Linked DNA regions of Mus musculus: region 2 is linked to region 1. A link is a loop called in an ENCODE intact Hi-C map of the cell type or tissue named here. Cell type or tissue: left cerebral cortex. All regions are shown on one strand. Each heading gives the region's core, and the rest is flanking DNA. Links, peaks and the distances in the headings are about the cores only. Region 1 overlaps Hs2st1 (heparan sulfate 2-O-sulfotransferase 1). Region 2 overlaps Sh3glb1 (SH3-domain GRB2-like B1 (endophilin)).

Region 1 (16,399 bases), core at 3,644-11,643:
TTGCATCAAGCTGTCACCCAGTAGATGAAACGGCCTTTGAGCTCATCAACCCTGACAAGCCGTTCTCCTTCCTACACATCTGTTCTTACCATTTTGTAGAGTGCATTTCTTCTTCAATTGTTTTCATGCTATGTGTTTGGTGTTTCTTGTTCAGTGACAGGCTCTTGGACCTGGCCTAGCCATCCTGTGTTAAGTTAAATACCACTTCCAAGGTATTGGGACCACATCACTCCTAGTACTGGTTAGTTTATTCAGTTACCTTGCATATTAGTTTGGCTTCTCCCTGTTTTCCTCTATTGTAGTGTAAGCCCCTAAAGGGCAGACATATTGTTTGTCCACTGTATACCTCATGCCACATGCCTTGAATAGTGACCAAGGCATGGAAGGTACTTGATACATTTTTGTTACTTGATGAGTGTATAAGCAAATCAGCCAGCCTAGATTTTGGTAGTGGTCCCTAGCTGTCCCCAGTGCCATGGCTACAGCTATAAGCAGAGTAAACCCTCTGGCTGATGAGACTTTACCTCCCCCTCTTGAGTGATTTAGAACTCACCCCCCACAGCAGCTCGGATCTGAACCTCAGTCCCAGGGCTGTGTGCCAGAGGCCAACTCCTTACTCCTTATCTGCACATCACGTTTCCCCTTAGTGTAGAAAATCTTCTCCCTGGTTTAGACTCAAAAAATATGCCTGTGGCTATACAAGAAATATTTATTTAAAGTAAAGTTATCAGTAGGAGTTGGTGTATAGTAATTACTCAAACTAATAATAGTCTTCATCTCAATAGATAGTAATTACAGAGTTGGAAGTAGGCCAGGGCATTCAGGACTACTCCTACTCCTTCAGATACTGGAAATGAGTTCTTTTGTGATCTCGGATATCAGTGTAGAGTTGAGCTTACTGAGAATGGAGGCCAACATTCTTGCGATGGTGCTGTCTTGGCTTTTTCCTTTAGTGTTGGTTCAGGTCTGATTCAGCAAGTAAATAAATCATGTCCCCCCACCTCCACGGCTTATGTTTTCCCTAGAGGTGTGTTGTGATTACTTGCTAGCCCAGCTCTGCTGGAGTTATACAACCTGACAGAAGTCATAGTTTAGCATCCGCTCCAGGCTAGCCATAAAAGTGTTATTTTCATGTACTGTATCTAACTACTCCTTCTGAGCCATCCTTCTTGATAGCACGCTTCAATCAGAGTGTCGAAACTCTGAATTCTCTCTTTTATCTTTGCCAGTGTCCGGTGCTTTCAGCCTCCTCAAAATCATCTGATGCTGTTGGGTTTTATTGCCCTTCACCTGGCATGCAAGGCAGAGTCTGTGAAGTGTACTGGTTCCTGTGGGCCACATCCCCGTGGCAGAACACCAGAAGAAAACAAAACATGCAGGGCAGGAGTGAGAGGCCGAAAATGACAGATGCAGGAACTGACTGGACGGGTTAGCGGATGGAAGTGGGCTGGAGACAGGGAGACAGTTAAGAAAGAAGATGAGCATTTACCGTGGTTGAGAGGGAAAGTGGCTCAATCGATATTTTAAAAGGGAAGCCTTCAGAACCGCCATTCTGAAAAGGCTTACTTACAGCATCTCCATGGAAACCGGCTTTGAGGAAGGGTGTATGAGAGGTCTGGCCATAAACGCACTCCTGCGTATCCCAGGTGCTTTCCAGAGGAGAAAGTGAAGCCCTGCGCTGAGACTTCGTTTACTCACACTTCCTCTGCGCTGGAGAGAAGCTAAGCCACAGCCCCTTTTCTTTATTGCAGATTTTCTTTCTCTTTGCTTCTGGTGACAGGAACAGCTGTTGTTCCCTCTGGGTGCACTGTGGTCACTTCAGGCCTAAAACAACAGGACTGATTGATTATAAACTAAAGCTTCCAAGTTAGAAGGCAGAATAAACTTCCCCCTTGGAAAGTGACTGAGTTATCTGTTAAGGAATAGAAAGCTGACCAGAACACGTTGTATAGAAAAAGAGATCCTGTGTATCTGGAAGAGCTCAAAAGTAACAGTCTGGGGAATTTAAAAGCAGTAATAATCCACCAGATATTGCCTGAACTGTAATGTAAGTTTAGGTAAAGCTTAGAGTCCTACACAGATACCTGGACTTGGTCTCTTGGTTTCACTGCTCAGTGACTGAAAACAGTGAAACAAGCCCCGATGAGTGCTGAAGTGTCCGTCTGTGGGGCTGCGGCGTGGTGATCGTAGGGGATCGGAAGCCAAGTTGTGATGGAAGGGATGGGTAAGCTCATAAGGAGTCAAGAATATGGCGACAGTGCTTTGAGACTGTCGAGGGAGAAAATTACCTACTTGAATGCTAGGGGTCAAACCTAGGTGTCTCAGATGGTTAGCTAGTGATCTGTGGGAGTTTGAACAGGTATGGCCTCCATAGATTCTCATGTTTGAATGCTTGGCCCATAGGGAGTGGCATCATTAGGAGGTATGGCCTTGTTGGAGTATGTGTGGTCTTGTTGGGGGAAGTGTGTCACTGGGGGTGGACTTTGAGGTCTCCTATGCTCCAGCTATGCTCAGTATGGCACATAGTCTCCTTCTGCTGCCTTTCTTTTCAAGATGTAGAACCTCGGCTCCTTCTCCACATCCATGTCTGCGGGTATGCCACTGTGCTTCCCACCATGATGATAATGGACTAAATCTCTGAAACTGTAAGCCAGCCCTAATGAAATGTTTGCCTGTATAAGAGTTGCTTTGGTCATGGTGTCCATTCACAGCAATCAAACCCAAACTAAGACACACTCTTCCCTGATTTATACTCCCAGTCCAGTGGTGAATCTTCGATTGCTGAGGAATTACCATAGAAGTGAGCAAAATCTGACATTTTCTATAACCAAGTTCCATTGGTGTCCTTTTGATTTCATAGTACCAGGGATTAAACCCAGGGCTTTGCATATGCTAGGAAGAAGTCTGTCACTAAGTCCTTCTTAGTCCTTGGGAAGTGATGTCTGTTGTTGTTGTTGTTTTTTTTTTCCTTCAAGTCCTTCTTGTTTGTTTTTCTGTTGAAGTTGTTCTGTGGTAAGTGGAGAGGTTGGGGATAGAGTTGCTGAGTTGATGGGACAGTTGCCTAGTGTCTGCAAGACTGTGTCCAATGTCCCTCCTTTAACCACACACACACACACAAACACCCATATAATTAGCTAGTTGCATGGGCAAATGATTGATGGTTTTCAGTGTCTTTATAAAAGTGAAGGCTATAGGATTTCCTTGATCTCTTCCATCTCTAAAATTCTGATTCTGCTAGTCAGTTCAAGATTGCTTATAGCATAATAGTCTGCCTTTTCTTCATCTCTAAGAAACTCTTCCTCTGTCCAGCTGGAAGTAACTTTAATTTGTGAACCGTTTTTGAAATGCTTGCATCTAGTGCGCTTCAGGCATCGCTGGAGCGGTGGCAGAAGCCAGGGTCACTGCTTCAGCCTCCTCTTTGTTTTGTGTACTGCAGTACTCAGGTGCCTGTTTTATGTACTGCAGTACTCAGGTGCCTGTTGCAAACCCTGCTGGCTTTCAGGGTCAAGGTGCCCAAGAGTTTCTGTAGCCCTCAGACCTGTGTTGTTAGGGCCACAGAAGAAGCCTCATGTTAATAAGGTTAGGAGCTGTCTCCTGAGCCCACATCTTCTGAAACAGTGGTCTTCATTTGGTCCAGGAATGAGTGACACCACTTCCTGAAGGCTTATTAGAAATGCAGAATTCCAGGTACTAACTGCTTCAGACCTGCTGTGTAGCTATCTGTCTCAACAGGAATTCTAGGTGGTTTGTTTTTTGCACTTTGAAGTTTGAGAGGCCTACAGCAATCTAACCCAGCCTCCTGGGCTTCCCCTCCTGTTAAAGGACACAGGTGGGATGTGCCAGTCACCCTCAGGATGCTTCACGTCCATGTGGCCCATCCTCAGGAACGTTTGGGGGAAAGAAAGGGTGCCTGCAGTGTTCACGTGACTCCCAGTTCTGTGAGTCTCTCACATCCACTCCCTATTTATATGCTCTGTCCTGTCTGACATTTGCAGTCTGCCGCAGCGTTTCCGTAGAATTTAATCTAGCACCTTTTTCATTTCCCTCCTGAACCATCCTGTCCACAGGAGATCCCGGCTTTGGAAAACAAAGCTGAGTTTCTGAGTATGCCTCAAGCTCTGAAAATGATCACCTCTTTGCCACCCCCACCCCATGTGTGTATGGATGTACTGCCTGCATATATATATGTCTATGTGGCATGTGCATGGCTGGTGACCGCAGAGGCCAGAGAGGCCATCAGATGCCGTGGAACTAGAAGTACAGGTGGTTGTAAGCCGACATGTAAGTGCTGATGACCCAACCAGGTTCCTCTGAAAGAGCAACCTGTGCTCCAGCCACTGGGCCATCTCTCCAGCCGCTCTTTATTTTTGGTTAGAAATACTGTAGTTGGTTTTCATAGGACCCAACATAATTAACAATAACAAGTACATTTCATGTCATCGTGCAGTTTATTCTTCATTCACTATTTTGTATTTTTATTCTGCCTAGTACTGAATTGAAAGAATGAATAGGAAAGAACACAATACCTCATACACACACTTGCATGTATTTGGCTCATAGTGTCACTACCATTTACATCAGTGTATCAGCCAATAATGTAGCCCCTTAAACCTAAACTGTCCCAGAACTGTATTTCCCAGCAGACACACTAGCGCATGACTGCATCTGTCCTGTCCCTAACCCACAGCAGGCCTTCTGTAGGAAGCAGCTGTAATGCTGGTAGCCTGAGGTCAGTGCTGTAGAGTAGGTCCGTGTAATTCAGATCTAAATGTTGGTGAAAGACTGATACCTCACTGTAAGTGTAGGCTCTGCCTCCCGGGACTGAAGCTGCAGCTTGGTTCCCTGCAGTGTAGAGGAGTGGGCCCTGCCATCCCTCTGTGTCTGTCTAGTCTCCAGAAGAGAGTCCTGACCAGCTGTTGTTTATTGTACAGAGAAATTGTATAGCTGCTGGCACACAAACAGTTTAAATTAACTACTTGTTTTCTTTTTAAAAATTCTTTCTCAATTTTTTTAAAAAAATAATTAATGGACACTTACAGAATTTCTCATGTTAGCTTTTTGTATACTTCCAATTCCAGGAAGTTAGGAAGCGCTTGGGAGCTGGAGCGTTGCCGCAGCAACCAAGGATGCCCACTGCTCTCTCATAGGGCCTCAGCTCAGTTCCCTGACCCACACCAGGCAGCTCGAAACAGTCTAACCCCAGCTCTGCGAGGGGCGACCCTGTACTCACCCGCAGTCACACTTATATTGCACAAACCCACACATTAAAATTGAAAGAGAATTTTAGATACTTGACTAGCTTATATGTTTTTATTTGAACAAGCTTATATATCCACCTTTAAAAATCTTACAATCATCTTTAGTCATTTTGTTAGTCGTATTTCAATTTGCTGAGGTATAAAGAAGAATGTCCTTTAAGTGATTGCTTTTCGAATGCTGTGTCAGAGAAAATATGTAATATATAGAATGAGCTGGTATGGTGGAACTCTGTATGCCCAGGCCTTGGGAGGCAGTGGCAGAAGGACCAAGAATGTGACGTCACCCTAGATGTGCTGGGCGTGAGGCTAGCCAGGGGTATGAATCTCTGCTTGTATAATACATGTATTCATATGCACACAGAAAGAATTCTTTAGATTGGAATGTTGCTTGCTTTTTCAGTGTGTATTTTTGATAGGGGGTGTATTTTTTCTGTGTGCTGGCTATTTGTATGTCAACTTGACTTAAGGTTGGCTCATCTGGGAAGAAATCTTAATTAAGAAAACACCTCCAGAGGCAGGCGGATTTCTGAGTTGGAGGCCAGCCTGGTCTACAGAGTGAGTTCCAGGACATCCAGGGCTACACAGAGAAACCCTGTCTCGAAAAATCCAAAAAAAAAAAAAAAAAAAAAGAAGAAAGAAAGAAAAGAAAAGAAAAGAAAAGAAAACGTCTCCATAGGATTGGCCTGCAGGGAAAGGGAAAGCCCACCTTGAACAGGTGGTCCAGACTGTTTAACAAACTGAACATGTCATGAGGAACAAGCCAAGAAGTAGTATTCTTCAGGCCTCTGCATCAGTGCCTGCCTTGTTTGTTCTCTCAGTGACTTTTCTTGAGGCTGGACTGTCAGTGAAATAACCCTCTCTCCTGTGTTTGCTTATGGTCATGGTGTTTTCTCACAGCAATAGAAAGCCTAAGGAAGACAGCAGGGTCCTCTAGAGAAACAGTAGGAAGAAAGAAGACACACACATTTTACATTTGTATTATGGATGTGCATTATAGTTAAGGGGAGTGGTTTGGAGTGGATCAGGGATCAGTGGTTAAGAATACTTGTTCTTTAGATAACCTGAGTTTGGCTCCCAGCACCCCCTGTGGGCAGCTCATATCACCCATATCTCCAGCTCCATATCTTATGGCTTCTGTACATATATGTATAGAAACCTGCAGATACATGCACACGCGTCCATATAAGTAACCTTATAAAAGAGAGCGAGTGTTAGAATGTCTTGCACAGTGCTGTCTGGGTAGTCCAACAAGGGCTACCTTCACACTGAAGCCACAGAGAACCCTGAAACTGCCTAGTGCACAAGGCTCAGGGCCTCAGGAGCCCCAGTCTGGCTCTGAAGGTCTGGAGAGTTCCTGAAGAGCAACTTACCGTCAGTTCAAGTTTGAAGCCCGAAGAACCCAGGTTCTAATGGAGCAGCGGCTGCAGCGGTGCAGACAGCTATAAGATAAATGAACTCTGTCAAGGTGCAAAGATAAAGGGGCAAATACCACCTTTCCCCGGCCCTCCTTCCATCTGTGTATCCCTCCTTCATCTGTACCTCGTGCAGCTCGTCCCACTGCAGACAAGCTCATCACGAAGTCTCTTGCAGCTGTGCCAGCCGCTTATCTCTTATTGATTGTAACGCAGTGAAGATGGCAGTGATGATTTGCCCTCATGGGGGTGAAGTACACCCCTGCGTCCACCTCCCGCCCTGTGTAGACTGTGTATACTGCACTGGTCATGGCCGTGGTAAAGTAGTGCGTTCAGACTCCACTGACTGCTCTTACTTCAAACTGGCCTTCCAGCCCCATGAATGCGGGGACTGGGTCCCGTTCCTGAGTGGGAGGTCTTTTGTTGATGACAGAGTCTGCTTTCTTTCCATTGCAGTGAGGTAATGAGAATGTCCTCCTCTTTTAGGTGCGCTTTGTGAAGAACATAACCACCTGGAACGAGATGAAGCCAGGCTTCTATCACGGACACATCTCTTACTTGGATTTTGCAAAGTAAGTAGCATCCAGAATGATGTACTGAAGAGTGCTTTGTCTGTCCTCTGCCTGTGAGCAGTGTTAGACACACTGACAGGCCACTTGTACACTGATGATTTAAATATTCCTTCCAGTGCTTTACTGCCCTCTAGTGGTCATAAAAGGACACGTCTCGAGCTAATTATGACAGTTCACATTCTGTTATGTTAGGGACTTGTGGCAGTTTCTCACCTGTACTGGAGGCCGGCTGATTACTCCACGAGTGTGCGGTCAGTCAAATGGGCTCACCAGGTCACTGACAGAGAACAGAGAAACCCCCCTCAGTTTCTGGTACCCTAATATGCTTTTCCTCGAACCACTGTGTTTCAGCTTTGAAATTATGAGATATAAGGGGAGACTTTTTAAAAACTAAGAATTTTCTTTTATGTTTGAATATGATTGTATAAGTCACGGTAATTTTGTCTTAATTCTCTTAAAGAAAAGTTCAAAAGACTGCAGAATACACAGTGTTCAAGCATTCTGTGGCCCCCTTGGGAGCCCTTGCATCTTTAAAGAGTAATCAGAAAATTGGTTAAAAGGAATAGTCTAAACATAAGACCCGTTTGAACATTCTCCATGGAGCACATGGCGCTGTTACAATAAAAGCCCACACGCACGTGCTCTGCTGATAACCCTCTGCTGACTTCAGAGACGACGGAAAGTGACTGTCCACAGTGGGCATGCGCAGCCTGGTTCTACCTTAGCAGCGGTGTCTGCTCTAAGAGAAGCTCGCTCTGTCTCGGTTTCACTTTTTAGGTTGGAAAAGGAAAAGGACAGAACAGCGTGCCGTAGGGTCAGACAGTGGGACATCCTAGCTTCTCTGGAAATCATATAATTAAAGAATTGCCTGAATATTACACAATAAAGTGATATATCTTGATTTCCCTCATAATCCCTAAGATCTTTTAGTAACATTGTAACTTTCAAGTTAAGTGTACAGTTTTCTATAAATAATTCATACTGCAATATTGAAAGCATTTTATAGGCGGCTTTAAAATAAACTAAAAATTCTCTCTGCAGAGGCCCTGAACCAGTTTCCTAGACTTCATTCACATGTGCGTGTTCCCTGAGGGCTACGCTACCCTTCACTCAGAGTGTCTTACCTTTCACCTAGTGGTCTGGGGCTTTTCTTTCTCTACATGGCCTGGATTCTAATACTGTAGGTTTTCATTATTAAAGTTATACATTGAGTGCCTTGGCTTTGGGCACAGTCTTGTATGTAGAACAAGGCTCTGATGTTCACCGAGGTACTTGAACTTGAAACGGATAAAGCATTTTAAAGAATAATCTTATTAAACACTGACAGCCACACTGGGTTTGAATATTTTCATAGTGGCTCATGTTACTGGAAATAATAATATATTGTAAAAATTTTAATAGAATGACAATTTTAAATAAATAGCTAAATGGAATCAGTTAGAGGAAGTTGTTTGATGTGTTCTACTGTATACAGTCAAGAAATATTGTAGATGTGACCATTCCTTAGCTTGATAGTCATAAACTCCATGATTGAGGAAGGAAGAGAGAAACATCATTTGCCAATTTAGAGTACCTTATTCTTCAAAACATGTTATTGAACTGAGTGTGGTGGCGTATACCTGTAATTTTAGTTACCAAGGAGACTGGTACAGGAGGATTACATGTTTGAAGCCAGCCCAGACAACTTAGCGAGATCCTATCTCACATTTTAAAGTGAGGGTTTAGGAAGACGGCTCCATGGGTAAAATTGCTTGGATCACAATTGTGAGGACCCAGGTTTGAATCCCTCGAACCCATGTGGAAACCAGGTATGTAGCTCAGGCATCTACATATGGTCCCAGCACTCATGGAGAGATGTAGGGGACAGAGGCGGCTCACCAGCCAGTGACTGCTGGCAGCAGCAGTAAAACCCTGTCTCAAAGGAGTGGGAAAGGAAGGATGACAGGAAAGATCGTCCTCTGACCACCGTACACCGTGACACATGTACTCCTGTGTTCACACGCACAGCAAATGCACAACACAGCTAAATGATTTTTTGAGTAAAAACATGTCTCTTGAGCTGTGGCTCTGTAGTAGAATAGTCACCTAGTTAGGATAGAAGCCCTGGGTTTACTCAGTCCCTGTACCACCACACACAAAATACTATATGTGGGTGATTAAGAGCACTGGCTGCTCTTCCAGAGGATGTGGGTCAGGCTCCCAGCATCCACGTTGTGCCTCACAGCCAGACATGGTACACAGACATTCATTCAGGCAAAACACCTTACACATGAAATAAAGAAGGTCTCAAGAAAGGGCAGAGAAGGAAGTACAGGTTCCTGCGTCCTTGGCTCGGTGTGATTCCCTAAGTTACTTGCTGTAACTTAGAAAAAATGGTAAATTCGTGGGGGGGGGGAAAGATGTTTAATTTTCCAATTTATTAGACAGATAATAAAAATTGAAACATAGTTGAGTTTTCTGGAGACTCAGGGAAAGAATGTGGAAAAACAACAAGTGAAAGATCCTTTGTGTTTGTACACTCTAGTACAGACGTCTCGATCAAGTCCTGCCTTTGTATTTTCTCTACAGTATTAGGATAGAAGAAGAGAAATGTCTTTTTACCTAGCGGCTTTGATTGGGGTTCTATCATGTGCCCTTTGTTTTAGCCTTGTGGTTTCCTGAAGCACCTCTAAGTGCTCAGTCCTTGTTTGTTTTCTTCCTAGTGATAAGCAGTCTTCAGAGAGTTGAGCGATGACAAATTAATGCCATTGACTTTAACATTCCTTTATATAGGGTGGACATTTTCAAGATGCCAGGATTAATATCAAATTGAATAGTTGTAGTTCTTGACTAAGGATAGGTTCATCAAAACCCCCTTTCTTTCTGGAGTGAAGAGACTATGCCTTACTAAAATAGACAGTATTTATAACGGTCCTATATAAATGTATGTTGTTCATGTATCAGTAGCATTTATTGAATAGGAGTTGCCCTAATAGATCAGTTGTCCTTGATACCACAGCATCATTATCAGTGAGACGAGCAGATGCCAACAAGTCACTCATTTTTTGAAACTAAGCAAAGGCAGTCTGCCACTAGTATGAGCCATTTGTGGCCAAGAGTCCCACCTAAATATGTACAGCACGAGATATGACATAAGACTGTTTCTCGCCAGACTTAAGCCAAATGAATGGCTAGCAAGAAGGCTCGGGATAAAGGCGCCTGTCCCCATGACCCACGTGTGAGGAGAGAAGCTTTTTCTGCAGTTTCTCTGACCTCACACAAGCACAGCACACACGGCACAGCAACAACAATAATGGTTTAAAGATTGGCACTAAATCTAATGCACTGCAGAAGTCTCGGAATGCAGTTTTTCCCCAAGGCTGTCTCCTTCCAGCCCCATTGCCTCTCTTTGAGACTCCAGCCAGTAGATTAGGCTCCTTGCAGATGCCCTGCGTGTGCCCGGGCTTTTAAAGCTGTTCTTGGTTATTTCCTCCAGCTATGCACGTGTGCTGGTAAGGAAACGATTCTAGTGTTGCTCCTTTTGTGCAGCACATAGCTGACATGCATAGATGTCTGAAGTGTCTTCTAGAGAGCCCGCTGGGCTGGCAGGTAGATGTAAGTGTAAATGTGTTGGAAAATTGTCACCTCACACCAACCAAGTGGACTCCTCTTTCCAGGGGGATCATTCTTGCCGGTCAGTAGTTTACTCTCCTTGAACAGAAATACATTTCTACCCTTCTTCCCTGGCCAGGATTGACGGAAGAGTCTCCAACCATGGAACTTGCTTTTCTCCCCATATAAGCTGTATAGTCAGCAGAGGTTAAACCGGTAAACCCTGTTAGCTTTGTCTCTTACTCGGCTGCGCTGTGTGTCCCAGATGCCATTTTTACTGTGCCCATTTTCTGTTCCAACCCCTTGCCTCCAGTTCTTTATGCCTATATAACCCTTCCGCAGGTACAAGTAATGGTCCATTCCTAGTTTCAGAATGAGTTCACTGATCATCTCATTAAAGTTTTGCTTCATACATAACACCCAGAATGTTGTCAGACAGCTGTACTTTGAGTAGAGAAAGGTTTGTAATATGCTGTGTCCTGTTTGCTACCCCACCCCCTGGTCCATGTGTCCAAGCCTAGGGAGACAAGGAAGAGTGCAAGCATTCTGGAGTGAGGTCTGGCTCACAGCTAATGGGACATAGAGGAGTTTCCCAGAGAGCCCGTCTAAGGGCCGCCGTCTAAGGATGCCACCGTGCCCTGTGTTCTCCCTCCTTGCAGCTTCTCTTATGTGACTGTCTCTAAGCTGAAGTGTTTCCTGTGTATTGCTGGATGTTCTCTCACAAAACAGCGTGACTGGTTAGATCCCATAGTCTGTCCACCCCAGCTAATTAATTCCTAGCCCCTGTGTGCTTGGCCATGGCCGCACTTGTGATAAAGTCCCAGACAGATGCACAACAGCCACAGCCATTCTGTAGCCTCCCCTACTCCTTAGGTCACAGTACTTGCTACACAGTCTACAACACTCGTTTCCTCTTTAATGGTTGCTGCTCTCTGGACACTCAGAAGACATCGTGCAGCTGGGGCAAGCATTAGCAAGACAAGCCCAGAGTTGATTTTTACTGAGCCTAATAGCTCACAGGTACCGCAGGTGTCTGACAAATAATAGCACTGTTACACAGTGGTCATTGGGGGTCACAAGAGTGTGTCACAACCCTCTTCATTCTGAAACAGTAGCCACCCACCTCTGAAAAGATGAATCATCGGACTTCTCTACTGGAATCCTCCAGTGACCTCACACGTGACTCACAAAAATGAATGCTTAGAGCGGTCTGCAAGGCCCACATGCCTGCACTCCCCAAGGCCTCCCAACCTCTCATCGCCATGTCACCTTGTACTCTCCCTGATGCTTCCGCCAATTCTTTTTTCTCCAAGCAGCCAGCACTAGAATCTTCAAGACCTTCATTCTTAGGGTTCCCTCTTCTCAGAATGCTTTTCCTTACCACATATCTGCATGTGTCCCTTGTATGTAACATCAGTGATGGTTTGGTGGAAAGTGGCTCTGGGCTGTGTGCGTCCTCTGGCCCCGGCCCTGGTACCCTCCTCTTGTCTCCCTGACATGCTGCCGTCAGTATTTAGCCATCAGAGCTCACCGATACGCACTGTCTCTGCTGCCAGGAAAATGTTAGCTCCAGAAAAGCAAGGGAATAGGAGGAAAAGCCAGCCAAGAGCAGCATCGTAGATACGGGTGAGCAGAGTGGCTTATGGGATGTGGTGGACGGGCAGCTTGCCTAGAGTAGAGTTCAAGAAAACAATAAGGTGGCATCTAAGATGTAAGACCAACCAATGTACGATGACTGAGGAGTTGGGGCGCGGTTGGCGCCATTGTTATTTTCATGGTGCTAGGGATGCAGTCTAGAGCCCTGGACATGCTAGTCAAGCTGTATCCCAAATCCCAGACATTTGGGGTTGATTTCAGCTACCAACGAGATTTATTTCAGGTTTCTGAAGAGCAGATGACTAACAGATGGTGTTTTAGGAAAACAGTTGAGAATTGCCAGGTGAATAGACAGGGGAGACCCTGGACACAGGACAGCCACCCAGCGCATTGCTGTCTTCTATGGGCACTGCAGAGGTCAGGTCCATTTCCTTGGGTTTTGGTAGGGGTTGTTCCACTTCTCTGCACTGCTGCTGTGCATCGGGCAGGTCATCCTCCTCCCCATTTTGCAGGCGAAGAGTTGCCTGGCGTTGAGTCCGAAGATGTGTGTCTCAGGCTGGTTGGTTCTCAGAAGAGTCTCAGTGTAGTGTTGATACTGCTATTTCAGCTAATCAACGTTTGTTATCTTCCTATGAGGCTTGTGGGGTGGTACTAACAGATAGAAGGCAGCTTTCTTAAGAAAGCTGGGCAGCTACCCTTATAGCTGGTACAGTACATGCAGCTTCAGGCACGGGACACCTGCCAGTTTCTACTGATTACATGGTAGGAGGTCTCCGAGGTCGCCTCGGCAAGTCAGGCACAGTGAATGTGACCCCATAGGATGGCACTCATGGTTTCTAAAGGCTGCATGGCGTTTGAATTGTTCCCGGGATACACAGTGATGGGTGGGACATGTGTCCGTGTCTGAGTGCCACACAGGACTCGTGAATGAGACACTAGTGATAGGCTCCCTGGGATCTGGTCTCAGCATAGGCTGTGTGGCTGCTTAAACTCCTCAATAAACAGAGGCATAAATATGCCGCTGAGGCACAGTGTGGCTGGACAGGGCTGCCAGGGCCGCCAGGGCTGCACTCACCTCCAGGGTGTCTGCTAGGCCTAGTCCCTCAGGACAGGACACCTCCTTACTCTTTGAGGGCATAGGTAGATATTCTCTATTGTTTCTTGAATTATTTTTATTTGCTTTGTTGCATCCTGAATATGAAATATTTCCCAGTCTTCACATACTCAATTTTATTTTAGTTCACTTATTTTATTATTTCTGTATACCATGAGTACTTTAGATTTTTGCATATAATTTCAGGCCGTGCCTGAACTAATGAGAGTCCTAACCCCACCCCTGGCATTCTGCTCTTTCAGATTCGGTGTGAAGAAGAAACCAATTTATATCAATGTCATCAGGGACCCTATTGAGAGGCTAGTTTCCTACTATTACTTCCTGAGGTTTGGAGATGATTACAGACCAGGATTAAGGAGACGGAAACAAGGAGACAAAAAGGTAACGCGCTTGCTGCTGGTCCTAAGTGTACGCCTCCTTTACTGTGGACATTTTGGAAGGAGCTCAGGACTGTACAGAAGCCGCGTTCTGTGACTGCGTGCGTGTCTTCTCGCAGTCCTGCTCTGTAAGTCACTCTTCTCAGCACCGTGACAGGAGCAGCTTGAGGAGCGGTCTGAGACAGTGCGTGGGACGGGGAGATGTGTGGTGGAAGAGACGTGTGCCAGAGGAGGCGCCACTTGCACACACGCACGCGCGCGCGCACACACACACGCACGCACGCACGCACGCACGCACGCACACACACACTATGAGGCGCTGCTACACATGTTCAGTTATACATCCCTGAAGGTGCCGCCACAAAGCCAAAACTTTGTCTACAAGGTGATAAAGGTTGATAATCAATATTGACCGTTACACCTGCCAACAATTTTCTAGGAGGCCATTATCAGTGAACCTGTTTTCATATACTTTGGTTCTTAGTCTTAAAATGGCAGTCTACATTTCCTTGTAATCATGAGTTTATGAAATTGTTTCACTAAGGCAGCTTCAGGCAGTGTGAGAGTAACGAGTACAGCAAGTATCTCAGGTACAGACCCGGGGTTTCTGCATCGTTTCCTCCTGGTGTCACCAGAGTCCAGTCCTCAGAACCACAGTGGTTTTGCTCTCTTTGAGTGGAACACCTTTATAGCTTCCTTTGCTCAAACATTTTCCGGGGTACGGCAGAGAGGTGGGTTAGCCACTGAAGGTACTTGACCACCTGAGTCCATTGTCTGGTACCCATACAGTGGAAGGACTGGACTGGCCTCTTGCTGCGGTGCATGTGCACGCACGCGCGCGCGCACAAACACACACACACACACACACACACACACACAATGTAAATGTATTTAATTACCTAAGATGTTCTTGGAACTTATTATTGCTTCATACTTTTGCTCAGTAAAATCCCCGTTGTTTACAGTTAAGATTGAACTTTGACCTTACCTCTGCCGTGGCGGCTTCTGAGCTGAGTTACTCACTTCCGTTCAGATCTCCACTTTAAAGCATTTACTTTATGGCATTCAGATTCTGTGTATATATTATGTTCCCCAAATGTGGTAAGCTTTGTGACGCTTAAACCCTAAAGTTTAACACAGAGCCTACTTTACTGGTGAATCCCCAAGCACCCAAGGTGTGTGCATATTAAAGTGCTGTAGAGTTGGCGTAGTGTGACAACTTGTATATAGCGTTTCCTAAGTCAAGTGTTAGCTCTGTTGCCTGAAAATAAAGGGTCCAAGAGAGATGGCTCAGTGCTTAAGAACACCTCCTGCCCTGTGAGGGCCCTGGTTTGGTTTGCATAACTTAAGCTTCATAGCTCACAACTGTGTGTAATGTCAGCCCCAGCCAAGCGTGTGCATGTGTGTGCAGTATGCATGCTGTAGGTGGGGGAGAACACATGCATGTGTAAGCACACTCATGCATGCACACACAAATATTAAAGAAAATTAGGACCCCAGAGAACTTTTGTTTATGTAGCCAACTGTTAGCGTTTATCAGTATGAGTAAACTCATAGTTTACATATATAATTTTAGCTTGTTTTATTTTCCCCATGTATTTTATATTATTTTTGAGAAGGGTGTGTGTGCCACAGAGCGAGCACATGACAGGGGACAGCTTGTTGGACTTGGCCTCTCACCATGTGGGTTTCAGGAGTCAGACTTGGGTCCTCAGGCTTGGGGCAAGCACCTTTACCTGCCAAGCCATCTCACTAGACAGAGGGCTTCCTTAAAGGGTCATTTTAGGACACCTGTCCCATGGTAACACATAACATCTGGTGTGAAGAAACCTCCTTCCTACCAAAGCGAAGAGAGTGCCATTCACTTGCACTTCTTTTGGTTAAGTACATAAAGAAAGAAAATCCAGCTTTATGCAGGTATGCAATTGGAAAAGAGAGCTTTAATAGCCTTTCCCAAAAATTAAGGCTACTTTTTAATACTACAGTGAATTTGATAACTGGAAGGTCAGAGTGTAGAGTATGAAGCTACAGTGAACTTTTACACACTAAAATTTATTAATGCATTTGATGTTGTACTTGGAGTTGGTCTGTTTTCAAACATCCTTCATTGTTCATACAGTAATACACAGGGCTCCCAAGGGTTAATGCATTTGATTACAGTGTCAAAAGTTCACATTAGTCCCACTGCAGACCACTATCAGCAAGAGCTGTGAGAAGTTGCATTTTGGAAACTTGTACTTGTCACCATAAGCCTGCAGTTCACCAGCACTCAAAGCTGTTGCAGATAATGCCTGTGTAGAATCTGTTATTAGCAGCAAATCTGTTACTGACAGGGATGCTCAATGCCCTGTAGATTGTAGGCTGCTTTAAGGAGTATGGCCTCTACTTAGTAGCATCTTCTACATCTCAGATAAGAGCTCAGCACATCTCCAAGCATGGCCAGTGTCATCTGAGAATAGCCAAAGCTACCAGAGCCCAG
Region 2 (16,399 bases), core at 3,123-11,122, 230 kb before region 1:
TACAGGAGAGATGAGAGAAGCAGCGAGGGAGTTTGGGTAATGGACAATACTTTGATTCTAGTGAGAGCAGTGGTTTAGTGGGTAAGGAATGCGGCTGGAGGTGTGGACTGGGTTGCAGCATGAATGGCCATAAAAGTGAACTGTAGTAAGGAGTCAGGTACTCACAGAACCATTGAGCAAGAGCAGTGACGTGTGAAGGAAAGACAGCAGAACTTACAGTTTAACAAGAGAGTGTTGATCCTGCACAGTCATCCTTCAGATTTAGGTCCACTCTAAAGTTAGGCAACATCACAAAGCTAAGTTTGGATCTTCAGAATAAACTGGCAGAAAACTAACAAATTAGTGTTCTGGTAGACCTGCATGGTTTACATTTCTACATACTTGGTGTTTTAGTAATCGTATTCATGTCTGAATGCAGAACAATTTAAACCCGAGAAACCTAAACACTTCCTTCCCACTTGCCCTGAGACTCTGCGAGTGGAGCAGACGGGTTGTACTTGTACATACTTAAGCTATGCTGTCCTGGGCACACGGCCATGGAAACCCAGCCGCATCACTGTACTCTGCAAGCACCTTACAGAGTAGAACCAGTGCTGTCCTAGAGAAGAAAGTCCGTCTTGCCTCTCTACCTTCAAAGGATTGCATTACTGTGACAGGAGTAGAGGGAATGTTAACCCTCTAGTTTCTTCCAAGATCCTTTTCCAAGAGAGGGTGGGATGTAAGGGCATATGCCTGCAGGCTTGTAGTGAGACCCAGGCGGGCGGGGCCAGCCTGGCAACATAATGAACCTTTTAGCTAGTTAGTTACTTCTTCCTTTAGGTTTTACTATGCAGACCTTAACAAATAAGAAAGCATCCAGACTGCACTAGCCAGCCCAAAGCTATTCCTAGAGAAAAAAGGCATGTTGTGATAGCTGTGTTGATAGTAGCAGCTGAGTAACTCTGTCACTTCTGTAAGGGCTAAAGCTGTGCCCAAACACTCCCCACACACGTCCTGCGTGTTTCATAGACTTTGCTATCTTCACCACCACACAGAATGGGCACTGTTAGTCATAAGGAAGCAAGAACCAGGCACACAGGTAGTGATTTTTTTAAATTATTTTTATAGTAATTAAAAGGCTTTAACCTTTCAGCACTTTTGTTAAAAATAAAGATTCCGTAAGTCTGGGCTCTGTGGTAAGGTGGCAAGCTAGAGAGAGTGCTAGAGTCCTAATCATGGCACAGAGAGTTGAATCAACAAGAGCAGCTGGCAGGACAGTGGTGGCGGCGTTTGTTATCTGAGATGCTGGCAGAGGAACTGTGACAGACTGAGCAGAGGCTCCAGGTAGCTCTTTGTAAAACACAGCCAAAGGGAAGAGCATCTGCAGGTTTGTTCCTTTAAATCCAGAGCTAGCAGTGAGTGGCTTCCCAGGTAGAGGAGAAGGACGGACTAGACTGAGAGCACATGGTTGTATCGGACAGAGGGAGGGATTGCGAGACTCGTCTCCGCAAGACACAGTTCTGTACCTACAACAGGATCAGCCGCAAAATACAGGCAGCCATCAACAGTAGGAGACTAGGCACCACTCCCTCGCTGTTATTAGTCCTCTTCACTAAAAAGGACGAAGTCTGTCATCTGGCTGCAAGGCTTTGGGAAGAATGGCTGGCATTTTGAAGGTAAATGAGAGGCTATAAAATGGTCACCAGGAAAACACGTGAGTTTCCTAGACCTAATGTACAATGCCAGGCAGCATTGTAGACCAGTTTAAGGGGTTTTACTCACAAGTATAAGACAGCAACAGAGATTTTTCTTTTTCTTCCAACACAGTGGCTGCACTAGTACTGAGCCCGTGTGTTGGGGAGAATTTGCCAAGTGAATGTAGTGATGTGAGAGTGTGCAGGCATGGCGTGGTTACCGTAACTCACTCTGGACACAAAGGAAGGCTAGCCTGGTACTGGCAGGCTGTGTAAGTGGAATTATTAGAGGAAATGTGATAAAGAAGACAGTAGAAACTATGCTGCTTCACCTTGCATTTTCTGAGATTAGTAAGTCTAGATGGGTGGGAGGCTGAGGATGGGCAGCAGCTGGGACCTGGTGGGAATCAACACAGAAGTTCATGAATATAAGAGGCTAAAGTTTTGGAAAAATTGTCTTGCATGGCTATTAAAATCACCAAGAATTATATATAATATCATTCCACTTAGTCAGGAAGTATATTTTAGCAATGAAACATCTTCAAATGTTTGCAACAAAAGATGGGACAATATATGGGAGACTGGTGTGAAGGTCTAGAGAGTTGGTTAGGGAAGGGTAGAAATGGGAAACATAGGGTCGGTCCCTGCACTGTTGACCTCTGCAGTCAGACAGGAGCAGGGTCAGACAGAAACATGAGTCATGCAGGGCATGTTGCTAGTGGCTGACTGGTTCTAGGCAGGACAGTGGTCATAAGGAAAATTTTGTCAGGCTATATAGATGGCTCAATGGTTAAGAGAACTTGCTCTTGAGAAGACCTGAATTAGATTCCCAGCACCCACATGGTAGCTCACATCCATCTGTAACCTCAGGTCCAGGGGATCCAACAGGAATGTGTAGTGCACATACATACATGCAGGTAAAACATTCATGCACATAATGTAAAATAAATAGAAAAAAATGTAAGGACAATGTTATTTTCCGAGGCATGAATTTCGTACTGCTTAACAGATAAAAGGCCTCACATGTTTTTATGACTAGCTTGATTAAAGCATAAGTATGGGCAGGGTATGTGACTCTGTAGAAGAGCATCTGCTTGCACACACAGGCCTGCTGCTTCAGTAGGAAGCGGACCGCACAAGCAGCTTTAAACGCATTGGAGACTCTACACTATGTCACTTCTTTATTGTAGGGCTTTAATTTTTCCTTTAAAATTAATAGAAAAATTACCTTGTAAAATTTGCTATATTCTCCTATTAAGTTTTATATTTCATCACAACTATCAATCATAATAAATTAAGTTGAATGCATTTTCTCTAGGTCTTTGTGCCCATAAAGTAATCATAACACTGGTTATTCTTAAAATAGCAATGCTGAACATGCTAGACAGTACATACCTGTTCCTGATAGGAAAATGTGATATATTGGCTTTATGACAAAGCTCAGGCAACCAAATATTTCCCAAAATAAATAAATAAGGAAACTTCACTTTTACAATAGTACCTACTATTTAGCTTTTCTTTGTTTTAACAATTCACAGAGAAGAAAAGAGATTAATCGTGTGGGGGGGTGGGGGGGAATGTATATACTTAAGAATAAACATCCACACATATATACCCCAGAGAGGAGTGTTAGCCAAAATGTTCTTTAAATTTAAGTCAGTAAGGAGAGACAGCTTTGAAGTATTTGAGTACTGCCTTCGAGGGAAGAGAAAAGCGACCATATACTTCCTCACTAAAGGACATCTTTCCAATGAGGAAGTTGGTAACTGGTGACACCAAGTGGTGAAAGTGAGGAACTTTAATCACTGGAAGAGAGATAAGTAAAGTTTCTTTTTTTATTTATTTATTTTTCTTTTTTTCCAACAGTTTTCCATCCAATTATCTTTCTAACAACAATCAGACCTCTGGGACACCAGTGCCATATGCTTTGTCAAATGCAATTGGTCCTTCTGCCCAGGCTTCAACGGGTAGCCTTGTAATCACCTGTCCTTCTAACCTCAATGACCTTAAAGAATCCAGCAACAACAGGAAGGCTAGGGTCCTCTATGATTATGATGCTGCAAATAGCACTGAACTGTCACTCCTGGCCGATGAGGTGAGTGATATTTGTCCAGGAAGAAAATTAGATCATAGACAAACATACCTAGTCTAATATTAGTGCAAAATGTAAATTTCTCACTGTAACTTGGAAAGAGTTTATTATGAATGTTTCATGAATTTCAGTTGTTAATATTGACAATTTAAATTTTTATTTTATATATTAGATTAATAGAAATAATGTTTTAAATGTTTACACGTTTTACTTATATATAGAACTGCCACTGATAAAATCCATAATTTTTCAGCTAAATGGATATTTTAAGTCTTTAAATAGTGAATAATTTAAACATTTAATGTAAATCTGATATTTGCTATATGCCTATGTTAATATAGTTAATAATTGGAAATATTATATTTTGTAGGTAATCACTGTGTTCAGTGTCGTTGGAATGGACTCCGACTGGCTAATGGGAGAGAGAGGAAATCAAAAGGGCAAGGTGCCAATTACCTACTTAGAACTTCTCAATTAAACAGGGAGACCACGAGAGGTTACCCATCACAACACCATATTTATATAAATAACTCTAAAGCAGGTTTAAATATCTTCCAATGTTAATGTCATAAGAGACTGAAAAAGAAAAATTATAAGCCATCAGAAACTGGCCATTCTGCCAATAAAACTGCATGGTTAATCCTTCATTACAGAATCTATGTTAGCGATTTCATGACAGGAGTGTTTTCTTAAACAATTCTCTTTCTACTGAGGTTTTACTAACAAGCAACTTCTACTTTTGAGCCCCAACTTAAAAATGAAAGGATTCTTTTCTACTGAATTTTTCATTAACAGGAAGCTTTTTCTTTTATGCAAAATAAATTTATTGTGCATGATACCAGTGACTCATTTATTAGATACAATAGCCAAAGAATAAAGTAAAAACTCCTTTTTACCTTGCTGCCCAATAGGAATCAGATGACTTAAATACTAGGCCTTACTAGGGTCTCTTGGCTTTGGAGTTTTGCTTGGTTTGGGTTGGGTTTGGTTTATTTATGTTTATTACACTACTGGATAGTTTCTTTTAAACCTGAGTCTTGAAAAGTATTACCTTATTTCATAATTTTGTTAAGATTGCAGAACACTGGGGACAAATTCATTCACTAAGAATAATCTTCAGATTATTCAGTTGCCAAAATTTGATGACCAATCAGAATTGCATCCATTGAGAAGATACTACACTACAGTAAAGATTTGTTGTTGAACAATGATTGTGTATAAAATACAGATTGGTGCGACAGCCTTCATTATAGGCCAAGTCATGCAGTGGATGCAGTCTGTCTTCAGCAGGATCTTTGGTTATGTGGCGCGCGCTCTGGAGGTTGCTAATGACACATTTGGAACTAGAGAATTGCTGTGAGGACCATGCTATCCATCAGCAAACGTTGCTGTGAATTGCCAGTTGAGGAATTCTTTGGTTAGGTCTTCATGTCTCACTCGTTCATCATCCATCCATTCAAAAGACATTTATTGAGGGCCAGGTACTTTGTTGATCAACTAAGTACACCTCTAACAGGATTGATATTGTGATGGAAGAAATAAAAGTGTTGTGTTTAGGAATTACCTGGTTTGGGTCTGAGAAGTCAGAAGTAGAATCCCACGTAGAAGGAAAGACTTGTTTTGGGCCTAGAACCAACAGAACATAAAATTGTCCAGAGTACCTTAGTAGCGGAGTACAAAGGTGTAGTTCACTTACTCACAGAGTCTTGTAAACTTTTGAGCCCTAAAGTACTATTTAAATAGCACTTTAAAGCATCCATTTGTGTTAAGAGCTTGGTAAACATGGAAAACTTGGTTCTTGGTCTCAGCATTAAAAACCCCTTTCTCTGCAGTCAGATAAATTCCTCTGCAGTTTTCTAGTTCTGTAAGACTCTGACTTACACTTGAGTTACATACTTGAGGGACTCCAGAGACAACTGAGATGCTAGTGTTCTAGGGAATCAAGTGAATGAGGTTTGTTGTTCTTTTTCTTCCTCAGAAAGGAAGTTTTATAGCCTAAAGCGCCATCTGTTATATTTGTCCAAAATTAGGTTTTGAGGGACTATAGAAATTTGGGTGACTTTAAACAGCAGCTTCAGTTCAGCAAATTCAGTTTATGGGAAATAGATCAGTGCAGGAGAAAATATAAATATGGACTGAATTGGTTCTGGTTTGTATCCTCACATATTGGGCTCCCTGGAGTTCAACTCAGATTTAGAGCTGCCATTTTTTATCAGTATAATGGGAATAAGCATTGTTACCTAGCAGGAGACTATTCCACAAGTATTACTTTGTGTTTTGTGCTTTTAGGCAAAGACCTGGCATATAGTACATATGCTGTAAGCCCAGATGTCCTTTTCAGTCCCTGACACATGGGCAGTGAGGAACATGTCTGACCTCTGTGCTGTGCTTGCCCCCTTCAGCCCATTCTCCACCTCCCGGAAACCCGAGCAGAGCCTCCTCACCCCGCCCACACTCCTCACCCCGCCCACACTCCTCACCCCGCCCACACCCCTCACCCTGCCCCACACGCTCCTCTGTGTAAGCTCTGTAGCAGGACCCGGTGCTTCCAGCAGGAGTGCTGGTTACTGAAGATGCGCTTAGACACAAGAGGACCCACCCAGGCTGTAGTGCTAAGAGGAGCAAAGGCGCTTTCCTTGTACCTTTGTCTATTATCGATCCAACGTAATCTTTAGGCCTGCTCTTTTGTTTTCATTTTTTTGTTTTCATGAGCTTTATTGTTTGGTTGGGAGTTTTCTTTAATTTTGGTTTTGACTTAAAGTTATGAGTTTAGTTTTTGCTCACGTAAAGGCCCAAGGAAATTGTGTATCATAGAAGAAAACTCTTAGAAAACCCATTAATTCGTGGTGTAATTCAAAGTTATTTAAATAAACTCTTGGCGCCTGAGCATAATTCAGTAGCACATTAATGAGTGGAGGGTACATATATTCATAAAATAATAAATGAGATGTTTATAGGCCCTCTACAAACTGAAAAAGAAGTGGATTTTAACTACCTTTGTCCTTAAAGGAATCTGACCCACATGGTTATAGTTAAAACATTTTTTCATGGTGCTAATCAAAAAAAAAAAAAAAAAATTCGTGTTGCAGGAGATGAGGTTCCTAAAATGAGAATGTACCTCACTCCGATGGAACAAGGAAAATAAGGCCTAAGCCAGCATCCCCAGGTTGCCACAGCCCATCCTTCATAGCAGGAAAATAAGGCCTAAGCCAGCATCCCCAGGTTGCCACAGCCCATCCTTCAAGCAGGAGCGAAAGGAAGCTAGTGTTAGTCAGGAAGGATGGTTCTGAGGAGAAGTGGCAGCGGGGAGGAGAGAGGGTGGCACAGACTTGTTTATGCAGAGAGCTCTCACAGAGGACTGCTTTGTCACACAGTCCCAGCACCTGAAACTTTGCAATGAACTGCCTAGTGGCACAAGCCAGAGTGAAGAGCTGTGGAGGGGAGCTCGGCTCACAGCCAGATCTGCTTCACGCCCTCTGCTTCCCTGTGTGCTTCCCTCCCTGTCACATCATAAAACTATGACGTAAGGGAAAGTTCACACGAGACTTTAAACCAGCCGTATCAGCATTGCTGCGAACTTGTTGAAAATGCTAATTGCTGTTTTCAAATATTCTACCTTATTTATACTTTTGTCTACACGGGCCTGTGGATTAGTAGCATTAATCTTCCCTGTGACCGCTTTTTAAATGTTTTAAGACAAAAACCTAATTTTACTTTCTTTACTGTGTTCTAACTATTAATTGTAATTATGTTGTTATTTTTATAATTTATTTATTTAGCATGTAACTGTCACTTTAGAATGTAGCCTTTCTAAGATAGAGACTATAATTCTGTTAATCATAAATCACTCTTAGCACACAGCTTGGCTCTTATATGCTCAATAAATACTTGTTGGGTAAAAGGGAAAAAAATGCTAATACCTGTGTCTTCCCCCACAAAACCTACTGAGCCAAATTCTGGAAGCAGGGCCCCACAGTTGTCCAGGAAGCCATTTGCATGGCCCTGCGGTAGTCAGTTGTAAGAACCACCGCAGGGCCGACAGAAGTGGCCATTCACCCTCAGGCACCAACGATTGACAACACTTGAACATTTCCCCTTGCCTCTGTTAGCCTTACCGCCACCCTCACTGGTTGAGGTCCTTTCAGACCCGTCTAAGAAGTGGGTCCGAAGGTAGAAGGATACAGTCAGTGTCAGTGAGGAGAGGACTGCGTAGAAGAGCAGGGCCTGGGTGACAGGAGTCTGGGAATGTGGACCTACCTCTACAGCAGTGTTCTCACCTGTGTCGTATGACCCTTTCACAGGGCTCGGCTAAGGTCATCGGAAAACACAGATATGTATTTACATTATGATTTGTAACAGGAGCGAAATGACAGTTATGAAGTAACAGGGAAAAGAATGTTACGGTTGGGGTCACCATAACATGAGGAACTGTATTAGAGGGCCACAGCGTTACACAGGCTGAGAATCACAGCTCTAAAGAAAGTGAGCTCTAACCACCATACTTCCATACAGTGCCTTTGAACTGGGGTTTAGCTTCAAGACACCCTGAGAAACCAGTGAAGCAGTATTAGACTAATGTATGCACACCTCTGTACCTCAGTCCCTAAGCTGTAATCTAACTCCTACGACAGTAGACTTTTTAAGAATTGTTAATGCTTTTTTATTAATACAAGTCATAATATGCTGACAAAAAGAAAAATTTTAGAGGTTAAAAATAAAACATGGCCTACAGTTCCACTATCAGAGAAGTGCTATGACTGAGGTGGCCTCCAGGCTCTCTGCACACTTACAGATTTTTTTAACGGGATCAAATTGTACATGCTGTTTTGTAACTTTTTCACTCAACAGTCCCATGCCTATCTTGCTGTGTCATGTGTGTCTACATCTTTTTTAATGGATGCATGATATTTCCTCATATGTGCCACATTTTGTTAAACTACTGTTGAATTTTTAGGTTTCCAGTTTTTCACTAATAAACTGCTTTGAAGAGCACTGTGCTGCTAGCTCTTTGTGTTCCTAACTCTTTCCTCAAGTGCTACATGGCTTACATGTGCCTGGGTCCACAGATGAGCAGTCCTCCCCTCCACCTGCTAGTGGGGACGCTGCACCATCCATGTCAGTCCTTCCCTGATGACCTCAAGTTTCTCTGGCCACTGGCAGTGAAGCTGAGGAGTGGGCTGAAAGTTGGTAGAGCTGACCCTCCTGGCATTGTACAGAAGTGGGTGTGGAAGCTGGTGGTAGTGGATGTTGTTGACGGAAATGGAGTTACTTCCCAGCACTCAGACTCTTTCCTCAATTACCTAGTAGCATTCTTTCTCTAGCTGATGAAAGAGTAACAGAGGGGCTGGTGAAATGTCTGCAAGCCTGAGGACCTGAGTTGGTGTCCTCATGTACCCGTTAACCTACCATATGCAGCTGCCAAGAACAAAATGTAAAGTCCTCCAAGCTCCACACAGTCATTGTGACACCTCCTTCATTCTTTCTCCCATACAAGAACACACACTAATCAGAGTCGTCTGCCTTAGCAATCTCACAGTGACAGAGCCCTGGCCCGCACACTACCTACTGAGCCCTAACCTATCCCTTCATACCTGCTGCATACCACCCACACCCACACCCGCACTGCCTGCTCATTACTGCCTAAGACTAAGGGAGGCCCGAGCACCAAGGGCTCCCACAAAGTACAGAAGCTCTTAAATTTTACACACACAAACCTAATTCTCCCAGGAGAGCACCTTCATCAGCATGGCTAGGAAAGAAAAATGCCATGATACATCTATGAGACACTCCCACTCCTAAGGCGCGGGGAACCTTGCAGATGAAGAGGCAGAAAGATTGTAAGAGCCAGAGGATCGGGAAATTTGCTGTGAGACTGTGCCTCATAGTAACATCAGAAGCTGTGTCGTAAAGTCTCACCAATATGACCGCCCATATGGTCACCAGTATGACAGACATGCCAAACTGGGGAAAGCCCACGAGGCCTCAACCCTAGACAAAGAACTAGAAGCAACTAAATAAAGCAGGGGCAGGGAGAGGTGGGCCTGAGGAAGGAGCACACTAATGGTCAGCCCTGAAAACATACAAGTGACACTCTATAACATGTTATACTTGGGGATATATAGGTGTGTGTGTGTGTGTGTGTGTATACCAATGTACACACACACACATATATATATATGTATACACTGCATCAACAGTTGATTAAAAAAGATATGAATGAAGAAAAGCAGGAAGGGGTTATGGGAAGTTTGGAAGAAGGAAAGGGAGAGGAGAAATGTAATTAAAACCAAAAGTAAACATCAATAAAAAGATAAATGTCCTAAGTGGACGCTGCAGCCATGTCATCAGGGTTCCCTTTGTCCCACATCCTTTGGAATGACACTGCCCTTGTCCATTTCTATCCGCATAAGGGAGTTTCTCTTGGGAGTATATTATTCTCCCCTGCACTCTGGCTTTGATTAGGAACATATCACAACATCCACTTTTTAATATATTTGGAACCCAACACTGGGAGTCATAGAGACCAGCCTTATTACTAGGATCCATCCCAACTGCTATTGCTACAACATAGCACTACTGCTATTCTGTCTAGACAGAATAGGTTGGTGCTAAAACCTCTCCGCACAGAAAGTAAGACTATAGACTTTGGAATACTATATAGACTATAGAGTCAAGAAATTTTTTTAAACCTATCATTATTACCACCTATGTCTGAGGCAAATTATATGACCTTAATTCCTGTTTGTTTGTTTGTTTTCACAAGTAATATGCAGACTGACGGCCCGGCCTCCCTGGTGTGAAGCATGCGGTAGTTCTGAAACAGCTCCCTGGCCAGCAGTGCACCACTGGAGAATGTCTTAGAAATCCAAACTCTCTGATCCCCGCAGAATCAGGAAATCCAGAGGTGGAGTACAGCAGCATGGGCTTTACAAACCCTCAGGGAAGATGATGTGTGTAGAACCTGGTGGGCCACCGTTGTGCAAATTAAAAGAATTCACACAACCTGCACATCATAAATAGTTACTCATTTCTAAGTAACACCATTAGCATTTCTAAAGTACTGAAATGGACCATTCACAGGGAAATTTCTTATGTCCCTTTCATAACTGCCAATTTGACAGCCAAAAGTTTGAGGTTAAGATTTCTGATGAGCATATGAAGCACACATCCCAATACTTTCACCATAGATATAATGGCAATATTTAGAAAAAAAAGTAATTGAGATGATCTTAGTGTTCTATTGCTGTGAAGATGCACCATGACCAAGGCAGCTCTTGTGAAGGAAAACATTTCATTGGAGCTAGCTTACATTCAGAAGTTTAGTCCATTTTTGTTCTGGCTAAGCATGGCAGCACACAGGTAGACATGGTGCTGGAGAGGTAGCTGAGAATTCTACATCGAGATTGGCAGGCAGTAGGAAAAGAAACACTGGGCCTGGCTTGAGCATCTGAATCCCCAAAGCCCAGCCCCAGTAACAAACTTCCTCCAACAAGGCCACACCTACTCCAACAAGGCCATGCCTCCTAATTCCTGTTACTTAGTACCACTCCCTCATGAGCAAGTGTTCAAATATATGAGCCTGCAAGGGCCAGTCCTATTCAAAACACCACAGAGATCTGTCTATAAAAATCATCTCACTTCCTAAAAAGAGAACTATTAGAAGAGGGGTGAGACTTTGCTCAGAAAACAGTCCAGATCTGCTTCTACACGGGGAAAAACCAAGTGGGAGAGTTTGAGCTTCAAAATGCTAAATCATAGCTCGGAAACATGATCAGGTTAGCTTGGAATTGCTCAAAGCACACATAATGGCATGGTATGTTCTAAAGAAATCTCATTATACGTGCATAACAGGACTAACTGTACCCCATGAACCTTCCTAACAAAGTTCATTTCATAATGGAACCCTGGAAAACTAAATGAATTTACCTTCAACACAGGGTGTTTGGATATAAACGAGTTACATGCAGGATTCTAAAATAATGGTGAGTTTAGAACACTTTCTCATAACCCATTCTTTTAGAGAGCACTAGACAGCAAGTCCCGCAGAACTTAAATATGTGGTTCATACGGCAAATTATTCACGTAAGCTCATAGGCCCTAGGATTCCTCGCTGATAAAAGGAAAATGTTAGAAATCAGATCACGAACGTCTTTCACGCTCTTGTATCCCAACAGACTTGAGAAAAGCCCAAGTTTTTCAAGTTTTAATAATAAACTAAACCACACTTACTCACCGGAACAGTATGCACAATTCTAGTGGTGGCTGTTGGGTGGGGTGAGTTTGCTTATATGTTAAATTACAAAGCTGCTCGGTCAGAATGTTTGGGCTGATAAGTAACCAGGAGACATTTGGGAATCCCTCTCAACCAGGACGGACCCGGACCCAGCCCTCCCCTCAGAGGAACTGGACACACACCATGCTGACTTGGTAGTGGTTCTAATGAGCCTTTATGAACAGTGGCACGGCATCCTGTGGATTCAGGGCCTTCAGGATTCCCTTCGAAAATACTGATAACACACGGTACTCCTAACATTTGGCCTACAGTTAATGAACACTATCTTCCTTGAGCCCAACAGAAAGGCATGTCTGCCCCTGCTTTGCAGATAAGAGAGTCGTGAGCCATTCTGAGAGAAGGCAGCAGAGCCAGGTCTTGTTTCCAGCTCAGCAGCCCAGTCTCTCTCTTTACACTTAATTGCATGTGTGCACACATGAAGAAATATGTATGCCATGACACATGCATGTGGATGTAAGAGGACAACTTGTAGGAGTCAATTCTGTCCTACCAGGTGGCTCCTGGGGATGGCACTCGGGTTGTCAGGTTGCTACCAGGCATCTTTTCCCACTGAGCCACCTTGGTGGCTTGAGAGCCCCAGCCTTAGTCAGGGTTTCAAAACATTTTTTCTATATGCCCATAAAACATGGCCAATATCTCTTTATTTTCTATACTGATGGCCTAGAAACTGTTTATGAAGCAGAAAATGTGTTGCCCCTAACTATGAACTAAACTAAAAATACCTACAGCCCACTGAGCCAACAGGGGACCTGCTGGCCTCATTAACTGCCACATCTGAAAGAGCAATCAATGTCGGTTTAAGTCAGAGGTTCTTTAAAATACAGCCCCTAGAATCAGAAGGTCATGGATATCTTCCCCTAGCATGTAAACATGACTATAAATTCAATATTCTAGACTATCCCCTATATTCGACTAAATACCATAAACCACAGGACTATTACAAGCCAACATATGAATGTACTCAGACATAACTGCTATCTTACAGACATTTTAACCAAGTCAGTTCTCTTCTCTATGAGTATCCCCTTCCCCTGTTGGTCTATTCATCTACCGTCCTCCACGAAGCCAACCACTGGCCCACCACACCCCCTTCTCACTCTGGGCCTATTAAACTTGGGGATAGCTAATGTGAAACTTTGTCAGACATCTGGCTCTCACTTCAGGACCACTAAATGTGTTGTCACCCATATGATCTCCTTAAGTAAGATATCTCAATGGTATCGGGTCTAATCATCCAGTGCCCAGCAGCACTTCAAGGTCAAGTGTCTGGTCTTTCCTCGTTAGGATGCTGTGACTCGGCGTAGCTGTCAAGGCATGAAGAACCAATTATCGTGTAGCTGGGCTTCAGAGTTCATATCATTAGTCCACAAGCCAATGAAGGGCTAAGGGTATGCTTAGTGCTGGAATGTCCTTTCATACTTGAAGAACGTTCTGTTTAACTAAGCCTGCGGAAATAAGGCTTTCTTTCTGTCTCTCCTTTCAAACTGCTTCCCTGGAAAAACACAAACTACTTCCAGCCATAAACTGAAGTGTTATACCCTTTTCCTGGCATTTTCCTCAGTTCTCTATACCAGTCACTAATGAGTAACTTGATGAGCAAGCAGTATTCCCAAAAGACAGAAAAGGGGTCCATTCCAACAGTCAACCTGAATAGAAAAGTGTTCTCTCTGCCTCTCCAAGTCTATGTGATTTTACTGGGATTGTGTTTGTTGGGAGAGCTCTGTTTGTTCATTCAGTATTCGGTAGAGCACTCCACCGCCCTGTTTAGTAGGATAGGAGTATGTCATTTAAAAGAAAGTAGTTGTGTCCCATGGCATGAACCAGGTGCCAGCCACTGCTGGAGTGCTCCACACATGTTATCTCACCACATCCTTGTACCGTGCTGTAGGCTGGAGACTGTTGTACTGGCTTAGATGAGAGCCTGAAGCTAATAAAGAGCCTCTCTGCTCAGCTCTCCTGAGTCTCCTGATGCTTGCAGTGTCCTGAGCCGTTCCTCCCATCCCTCCCTCTCCTCTGGATGCTAGCACCTCTCGTTTTCCCATAGGTTATCAGATATACTGCCATGGCTGTAGACCTCCCTTCATGACCACTCCTACTGTTCCTTTAACTACCAAAACTACGCCCACCCTAACTTTAACCCCTCAATACATCTGTGTTTGAGGGATTCCCACCTATGTGCTCTGAGAGTTGACTACACAGCAGAGCCCCCGCCCAGTCTCAGGTCTTCTTCCCAACTCTCCTAGTAAGTAAAGCTCCCCCAGTCCCAGAGAGGTTGTTCGTCAGACTGGCTTGGGATACAGAATGCTTGAGCTCTGTTTCTGCTTCTGACTCTTCTCATCTGTGGGACTATAAAAAGTCAATTGACTTCTGTATGCCTCCTTTTTATTTTATTTTTCCTGTGTGTGCATATGTATGCAAGTGCTCACCGGGACAAGAGGACAATGTTGGGTGTGTCATTCGGTAGGAACTGCCCACTTATTTGATACAGGGACTTACAAGTAGCTAGGCTTGCTGGTAACTTAGCCATAGGACTTGCTTCTGCTTCCCCAGCTTTGGGGTTACAAATGTACATTAACACCACACCTGGTTTTGGTTTTGTCTGTGTGTTTTGTTGGTTTTTTTTACCCCCCCATGGAGTTTTAGGGAATTGGGCTCGGGTCTTGCAAGGCAAGCACTTTACCAATGGAGCTGTGTCTCTAGCCCTTTGCCTCAGCTGCTTGAGCCTCATAGTGTACTGGCTGCGGGTCTTGCAAGGCAAGCACTTTACCAATGGAGCTGTGTCTCTAGCCCTTTGCCTCAGCTGCTTGAGCCTCATAGTGTACTGGCTGCCTATAGCTGCCAGTTTAAATATGGCGGCATGTGTGGCGTGCTGTCAAGAGTTGGTTAAGTGTTCCTAAAATACCATCTATCCAAACTCGCCAGACTCTTAATAGAGAGCTCTAAACCCATGTTCACACAGATTGCCCTGGTTAAACCCACAGTGTCACAAAATGACTCAAAAAGACGTGAATGTGAGAAAGGGATTTGTAGAGGGCGGGAGACAGGGTGAAGAGGGAGATAAATAGAAGTGGGGGTGACAGGAATCAGAATGAGATGTACAGGGATGAAACTGTCCAAGCCCCAAGCTGAATAAGAATTCCCTGCTATATCGTCACTGCATAGATGTGAGGAGTGGGAATGGGTTCAGAGAAATCGAAGGGGCTCCCAGAATGCCTTGCGGTTCTTGATTGGCTGCACTATCAATTTTTAGGCACATTATATATAGATTCAGAAGATTTTGGTGCATGCACCTGGGCGCCTCACCAGCATTTGGAGTTTATGAATGTGCTCTGTGTTTTAAGAAATCTTCTCTCAAGAGACCCTGCCCGAGCTGCTAAGCTGGGCTAGGCATAGTAGAGAGGAGAGTTTCCAGTTCCTATACTGAAGGTTCAGCTAGGAGCGGTCCCGCTTAACTGTGGCAGGTCCCAGAGGGAACAAATACAAGGTAAGGTAAGGAACAAGGGGAAAGGGAGCTGGCTTCTTGGAGAAGCACCCTGGACCTCAGACAGCAGGCGGCGCGGGTGTTAGTGCCTGCGTGCCTTGTCTGTTCAGTTGCCCTGTGGGGGCTGCCGAAGGGATTAGTCACTGGCCCTGTCCATTCTAAACCTCACAGACTGATCTAATGGTCCACCGGGAGCAAGGCCTTGGGAATGGGGAGTCTCTGGCCAGAGCCCAGGCTCTCCCAGGCTGTGTAAGTTAGAGCCTTCATTTCTCCTTCCGTCGAGCACAGAGAAGAGGGATACTCCCATGGGGGCCAAGGGGATGTGGGTGGAACTCACTTGCAGCACAGCACCACTCTGCCCTCCATGCTTCAGTCACTGTGGCTATCAGAATTTCCTTTCTCTAACCTTGCAAGGTTTCTGCCAAGGAGCCTTTTGGGGAAAGGGGTAGGGAAGAGAGACAAAGGAAGTCCTGGACAGACACGCCGACCCTTCCTGTGGTTCTTGTGGGCAAATAAAGCTACTGACGACAAAAGCTAATGTCAGCCTGTTGGCTTCCTAGTGTGGACGCAGGTCTGGCAAGAGTTTGGGGAGTTCCTGGGTTAGTATTATTTGTTCCCTACAACACTAAAGAAAGCTTTTAAAGAGCTTTTGGGGACTAGGGTTATAAATTAATAGTCATGTGCCTTGCCCTAAAAAGCAAAGCAAAACAAACCCTACAAAACTTTGAACGTCTCTGGAAATCAGGGAGGTGACTCAATCGGCTCAGATGACTTCTGCTGAGCAAGGAGGAGGACCCAAGTTAAAATCCCCAGAGCCTACACACAAAGCTGGGTGTGGTAACTTGTGTCTGTAACTCTAG

Evidence for each region. A loop is a pair of places that touch in the nucleus more often than their neighbours do. Peaks named below come from ENCODE experiments on the same cell type or tissue, not always from the same donor. Only the 100,000 strongest peaks of a DNase experiment are listed, where the experiment ranks them.
Region 2: it touches region 1 in a loop (3-fold over the local background); 9 of 42 quality-filtered maps call a loop at or near these places.

The regions. Positions count from the first base shown.
Region 1 is chr3:144,444,795-144,461,193 of GRCm38, reverse strand. Hs2st1 (heparan sulfate 2-O-sulfotransferase 1) reads left to right here. Exons shown (of 7, transcript NM_011828.4): 3 at 7,157-7,242; 4 at 13,786-13,924. Among named protein-coding and RNA genes, the nearest start is that of Gm43707, 59 kb to the left of the region's middle. In left cerebral cortex, for the core only: a CTCF peak has its summit at 7,371 (motif pointing left); DNase peaks (open chromatin) are centred at 3,880, 5,576 and 7,357.
Region 2 is chr3:144,679,269-144,695,667 of GRCm38, reverse strand. It overlaps Sh3glb1 (SH3-domain GRB2-like B1 (endophilin)), which reads left to right. Exons shown (of 9, transcript NM_019464.3): 8 at 3,540-3,768; 9 at 4,136-8,766. The coding sequence ends at 4,243. Among named protein-coding and RNA genes, the nearest start is that of Sh3glb1, 33 kb to the left of the region's middle. In left cerebral cortex, for the core only: a CTCF peak has its summit at 3,459 (motif pointing left); DNase peaks (open chromatin) are centred at 3,448, 5,788 and 7,147.